2 separate regions of the Mus musculus genome follow, and region 1 is linked to region 2. A link is a contact called in ENCODE Hi-C or POLR2A ChIA-PET data. All regions are on one chromosome and are shown on one strand. Each heading gives the region's core, a stretch centred on a gene start or an enhancer-like site at or near the end of the contact. The rest is flanking DNA. Distances are from core to core; before and after follow the strand shown. Region 1 holds the start of Elp6 (elongator acetyltransferase complex subunit 6). Region 2 holds the start of Cspg5 (chondroitin sulfate proteoglycan 5).

Region 1 (2,863 bases), core at 268-2,767, 61 kb before region 2:
ATTTATCAAGGTAGGGAATCTTAATGACTAGGCAATCTGAACTAATGCAGCCAGCCAGCTTGCCCCAGGGATCCCACCTCTGCCTCTTTAGTGCTGGGATGACAGGTGTCCTCTTGCCTACCTGGCTTTGACGTGGGTTCTTGGAACCCAAATTCCACTTCTATACTTGGTGCCAAGCCCTATATCCACTGTTCTATCCCCTGGCCCAATTCTTGACAAGGCCTCTGATGACAAAGATCTCCCAGTGACTGTGGTTCAGACGGGACTCTTATCACAGCAATCGCTGGAAAGCCCTATGAAGATGGTCTCTGCATTGCCTAACTACCTGCTGTAGTTCTGTAAGTAACAGACAACATTGGGACCAAGGGCTGTCACACACCACCTCAATGCTGTACCAACCTAGGGAAAACCTGTCCAATGCCTCTGGGTTTCAGCTGTGTCCCTCTCCTCCCTCCCCCCAATATAAAATGCCAAATCACACTGCCTGGCCTTGAAACACATTTCCCACCCAAAGTGGTCACTTCCTGCTGTCACTCTGGACCTGGGAAATGCCCTAGCAACTAGAAAAGTAGTCAGAACTGGAGGTCTGAACAGTCAAGAACTGTTAGGCAAATAAAACCCAGAAGGATCGCAGGGCAGTGGTGGCACACGCCTTTGATCCCAGCACTTGGGAGGCAGAGACAGGCAGATTTCTTGAGTTCAAGGCCTAGCCTGGTCTACAGAGTGAGTTCCAGGACAGCCAGAGCTACACAGAGAAACCCTGTCTCAAAAAACAAAAAAAACAAATAAGCAACCAAACAACCAAAATCCACAAGATCTATTTAAAGCTTTCCATATGTGGTGTGTTTGCTGCAAATTACAGAATAAAACAGATATACTCCTGGGAGAGGTAACCCCTAAGTGAAAATGTGAAAGACATTTCGAGGTTCCATGGAGAGTGAGGAGGTTGGGAAAAACAGAGGGGATGGAATATGCTGAGGCCTTTTTGCAACCAGATATCATCAGAACTAGGAAGAGTGCAAGCAGTGTTCCGTGCAACCTGTAAAATGTTCCATGGTGGAAGGAGATTCAGGACAGATAAAAGGATCTCCTCTAGGGCCTGCTCTGCAACCATCTTTGGGCGCCAGTGTGGCACGGAGCACATGGTCCTGGGGCTGGAAGCGAACACGCAAGATAGTCCAGAAACCCATCTTCCAAAGGCCCAGGAATGCGACTGCAGCCTCGGCGAGCCCTCTCCAGACTACAACTCCCAGATGCCCTCGGTTTACGGCAGACGCGCCTACTCCACCGCGCAGCGTCCCGGATGCAATCCTGCACGCTCCCGGGACCTGCCCTCTTCCGGTCCGCACGACATCTTACCTGCTCGGTCTTGTCTGGGGTGGTGCTGAGAAGGTTGTTGAGTTCCGGAAACATCGTGAACTGGGATAAAAATTATGGTTCTACAGAAAGAATGAAGGTCCAAGAACAGCACCCACAAGACCGTGCTCGCGAGCGCGAGAAAGCGCGCATGCGTGATCTCGCTGCCGGACTCGAGTCAGCCAATCAGGCTTGGGGTTGTGATGCTGCTGCTGCTGCTGCGCAAGCGCGTGAGCACGTATGCTCGTAAAGCTGAGCCTTAGAGCGATCTCTCATTCGGGCAATGGACCATTGTGCTGCTCTCAGTAGGTGCGGGTCCACACAGTGCTGGTGCTCCCTCACGATTTAGCACGAGCAGGCGAGCTTTCTCTTTCCGTTGCTCCCCCTCCCTCCGCACCTCCGGGTCTTAGTTGCTCCACGTCTTCCTAGTGTATTGCTCACAAACTTGGGCTAGATACATGGAACACATAGAGAAATGTTTGCAGGATCTTCGCAAAAAGAGAGAACAAACCTTACTAGCACAGAATTACATCCTGAAGAGCTTTTTGTATAAAGCAGAAGCCAGGAGGCCAAAGAGATGGCTCAGGGAATAAACGCTCTTCTTCCTCCCTCTGAAGACCACCCACATTGGGTTGCTCTACTTGTAACTCCAGCTCCAGGGGACCCGACGCCCTCTTCTGGGCTCTGCAGCACATGCACACACAATATACACAAAAAAATTTAAGGGGACTCAGAAGATTTTAGAGGACCCTAATTTGATTCTCATTATCCACTTGGCAACTTATAACCCTCTGTAACTACAGTCCCAGGGAATCTGATAGCCTCTTCTGGCCTCCAAGGGTACCAAGCATAGAAGTGGTGCACCTATACATACCATCAAAACGTATGCATAGTTTTATTTTAAATAAGCAAGGCCCTCCTCGGCCTTCTGCTAAAACAATAAAAGAACAAAAAAGAAAAGTCAGAGGGATACAGGTCAGTTGAAGAGTTCTTTCCTAGCATCAAAAACAACATAAAAAGCATGCTGCCAACATCTGTGATCTCAGCTGTCAGGAGGCTTAGGCAGGAGGGTTGCCAGCAAGTCTGAGCTTTGTGAAACTACCTCTAAAAAATAAAAATAATGGAACTGGGCGTTATGGGGCACACCTTTAATCCTAGTGTTCAGGAGGCAGAGGCAGGCAGATCTCTGGCAGTATGAGGCCATCCTGGTCTACAAAGTGAATCCAGGCTAGCCAGGCGAACACAGAAACCCCATCTCGAAAAAACAAGCAAGCAAACAAACAAAAAAGAGGAGGAGGAGGAAGAAGAGGAAGAAAGAAATATAAGCTAGTGGTGGTGGCACATACCTTTAATTTCAGCACTTAAGAAACAGAAGCAGGGCTGGTGAGATGGCTCAGTGGGTAAGAGCACCCGACTGCTCTTCTGAAGGTCCAGAGTTCAAATCCCAGCAACCACATGGTGGCTCACAACCATCTATAACAAGATCTGACTCCCTCTTCTGGTGTGT
Region 2 (3,218 bases), core at 323-2,822:
GCGTTGACGCCGGCCCCTCTCGGTCTTCCTCGCCAGGGGACAGTCAGACCCCTCTGGCACGGGACGTGGAGAGCGATGCAAGCGCGGCGCGCAGGGGCGGCAGCAGAGCCACTGGGGGAAGCCGACAGGTGCACCGGCGGCAGCCCACGGGGCCCGCTTGCGCTTCCAGTGCTGAGCGCGCTGGGCCGCGGACCTGCGAGGAACCCACCCGCCACGCGCGCGCAGGGGAGGCGGGGACGTCGCGGGCTCCGACACCCGCAGGCTCGGGGCGGGGCTCGGAAGGGCCACAGGGGGCGGAAGCCCGCGCCCCCAGTGTGGAGAGAGCGGAGCCCGGGGCACGGACTGTCCGGTGCCAATCCAGAATTCGGTGTCCAGAAGGTTCTCCAGTCCGACTCTAAGTCTTCTTCCGGAGAGCAGGGAGAACATCGACAGAGCCTGGCAAGGAGGCGAATACTACGGCCTAGGCTCTAATTGGATCAGACCTAATCTGTCCACAGCCAAAGCCATTAGTTTAAATCTTGCACAGCCAGGTCCACCCAACGTGTTATCCGGTCCCCAGTATTTGGACTCCACCTTGCGTTTTCTAAATCCAGGGCGGCCTTCCGCAGGTGACCAGTACTACCCAAACCCAAGTTCCTGGTTAAACCAAGAGGTCTAGATCACTGCCAGGTGCACATGCAACGTGGAGAGAGAGGTCTCTGTTCCTAACCCAGGTTCACTGCTTACTGGGAGACCTGTTGGAAGGGAGGCAGAACTACAGCTTAGTCACCTGGCTTTCCCCGCCTCCAAATAGCCTACATATTGATGTTTTATTATCGACCTAAATGATCATGTTCAGCTCAGTCCAAGGGTTAGTCCAAGGGCGATGCTGGTGTTGATAGTCTTCTGTCAGTGACCAAATATGAACAAGATGGAGGACCATCATTTAATCTGTCTCATACCTGTCTTCTAGTGAGTTGCCTTGGTTCAACACTCCTTTTCTCTCACAAGTATGGTTGCAGCTTAGAGTCCCCTCAAGGCTGACAAAATTCCAGCAGCTAGGCTCTTATATCCTGGCTCGGAGGTGGCTATGTAGGGTCTGTATGACATCTAGAGAGTGGCAACCAGACATACGTGTCCTAGTTTGGAGTTCCAGTCAAGAGGGGGCTTGCTTACCCAGATATAATACCTATTTCTCTCTTCAATTCCTGGGTGGTAGTTGTCAAAAGTGGATGTTGGTGGAAGTTCCTACCACACAGGAGATCCTATGTAAGTCCTTTCATGCTAGGGCATGGTCACAATAAAGTCTTTTCCTACTTATGGTAAAACACTTAAGAGTTAGGGAGAGCACTTGCCTAAAATGAGTGAGACTTCAGGTTCAATTCCTAGTACTGCAAAATAATTGTATTTGCTGGTTATGGTAGCTTATGTCTGTAATCCCTGTCTAGAACCAACTAACCAACCAAATCCTTCTATCTACCCTATTTCCCACCCGTAACTATCCTTTTAAATTCTGTTTTGATCAGTAGAACAAACAAGCGAATGTGAAATATTTCCTTCCTCAACTATCTTCTCCCCTCCCTGCAGAGAAATTCTGCTACCACTTTTTTCAATTTTGTTTAAGTTGTCTGAAACTGAACCCAGGGCCTTGTGCATGCAAGTAAAGTGATGTCAGTGAGCTATATATCCAGCACCAATTTGGTACTAAGCAAGCAAGCAAGCAAGCAAGCAAGCAAGCAAACCAACCAACCTCTGGCCTTCTGCTCCTCCCTAACACTGAGAACAGAGTAATTGGGCAATGCCCATTCTGTGGTGAGAAGAACAAGATTTAGCATCAAATCTGTGTGTCCCCCGAGTTAGTCACTGGCGACTCCAGCATGAAAGGATCTGGCAAGCAGTGTCAAATGTATGGTGTGTGCGTGCATGAAGTGATATGAGAACTAGAACAAGGAAACCACCACTGCCTATCTATAGCTTCCACGTGTCCTCTATTCACATCATGCGCCATCTGGGCGCTACACATGCTTTGTATGGCAATGGCTTCTTCATGCCTCTTTCCTACTGTTTTGGTAATTTGTCTCCAAAGCCAAGCAGAGCCATAAAGACCATTGCCATGACTGCCGTACACACCCTTAAGTGCAGAAAAGACACCTGCTTCACTGATGCTACCACCACTGCTCCCATACCATGACCACACATAATTTGGTCTGGATGGAGAACATCAATTTGACTTTAAATCCTCAGTATAAACACCAACATATTCAAATTTTGGCTTTCCTTTTTAAAAGCTGTATTCATCTGAATATGGAGGCTTCTTATATCACCCTTTAAATTCATGTACACGGGTGTTTTGCTTGCAAGTATCTGCACAACACCCATATCTGGTATCCAAAGAGTCAGAAGAGTCAAGCGCTAGAACTGTTGTTACAAACAGTTCTAAGTCGCTGTTTGTGCACTACAGACCCTCATTTCCTTTCTTGCATTTCAAAAGGAGCAGGATGCAGAGTAGGACAATAGAAGCCTTGTCTCCTTACCCAGCCCAGCATCCACTTTTACCTGGGCATTTAATGCTTCAGCCCCTTGAGACCTTCCCTCATAACCCAGGTTGGCAACAATCTTTACAGACCTGAAGCCAACCTTAAATTCCTAACCCTCCTGTCTCTACCTCCCATGTTCCAGGAGTACAGGTATGCCGCTATGCTGCTATGTCTAGCTGTTACTAATGACCACCACAGAATGATCAAGCTTCTGATCTTAGGCATGGAGACAAGCGATTGCTTTTGTGGGGGGTGGGGTGCAGAATGGGCTACTAGGAATAGGTCTACTCACACCATTCCTGGTAGGAAGGGACGGGCTAAAGGGCTTTTGTGTTGACAAAACTTCCTCACAAAGACTGAGTGTTCTCATTTCAGAAAAGGGTTATCACAAACCTTGGGGTGGTTATTTTGCCAGGCAATGGTTTGTTATTATGATGCAAAGGGATTTTGAATTTATTAACTAACTCTAAAGCCAGGCCAGTTAGGAGAAAACACTCAACTAATGCAGATGACACCTGCTGCCTGGGAAGAGGACTAAGGACTTCTCAGGGACCCTGCAGGTGTTGCAGAATAAGATGACCCTTAGCTGGGTGGCACATGGTCAGTAGATGCAGGAAGATCAGAAGCTGAAGGTTGTCCTGGGATACATGAAGGCAGGGATGCTACAATCCAGATGGCTATCAGAAGTCTGTCAGTGTCAAG

The links. A loop is a pair of places that touch in the nucleus more often than their neighbours do. ChIA-PET counts read pairs that join two places held with the same protein, here RNA polymerase II (POLR2A).
Region 1: a loop to region 2 is called in a map of T-helper 1 cell, with 2.0 times the contacts of the local background. The contact joins the promoter of Elp6 here to the promoter of Cspg5 in region 2. A Hi-C loop is called at or near these places in 10 of 37 maps with a recorded cell type or tissue (Patski, T-helper 1 cell, adrenal gland and 4 more). POLR2A ChIA-PET finds 5 or more read pairs at or near these places in 3 of 5 experiments (Patski and embryonic stem cell).

Annotation. Positions count from the first base shown.
Region 1 is chr9:110,303,846-110,306,708 of GRCm38, reverse strand. It overlaps Elp6 (elongator acetyltransferase complex subunit 6), which reads right to left and starts at 1,517. Exons shown (of 7, transcript NM_001081381.1): 1 at 1,360-1,517. The coding sequence starts at 1,413.
Region 2 is chr9:110,242,137-110,245,354 of GRCm38, reverse strand. It overlaps Cspg5 (chondroitin sulfate proteoglycan 5), which reads right to left and starts at 1,572. Exons shown (of 5, transcript NM_013884.3): 1 at 1-1,572.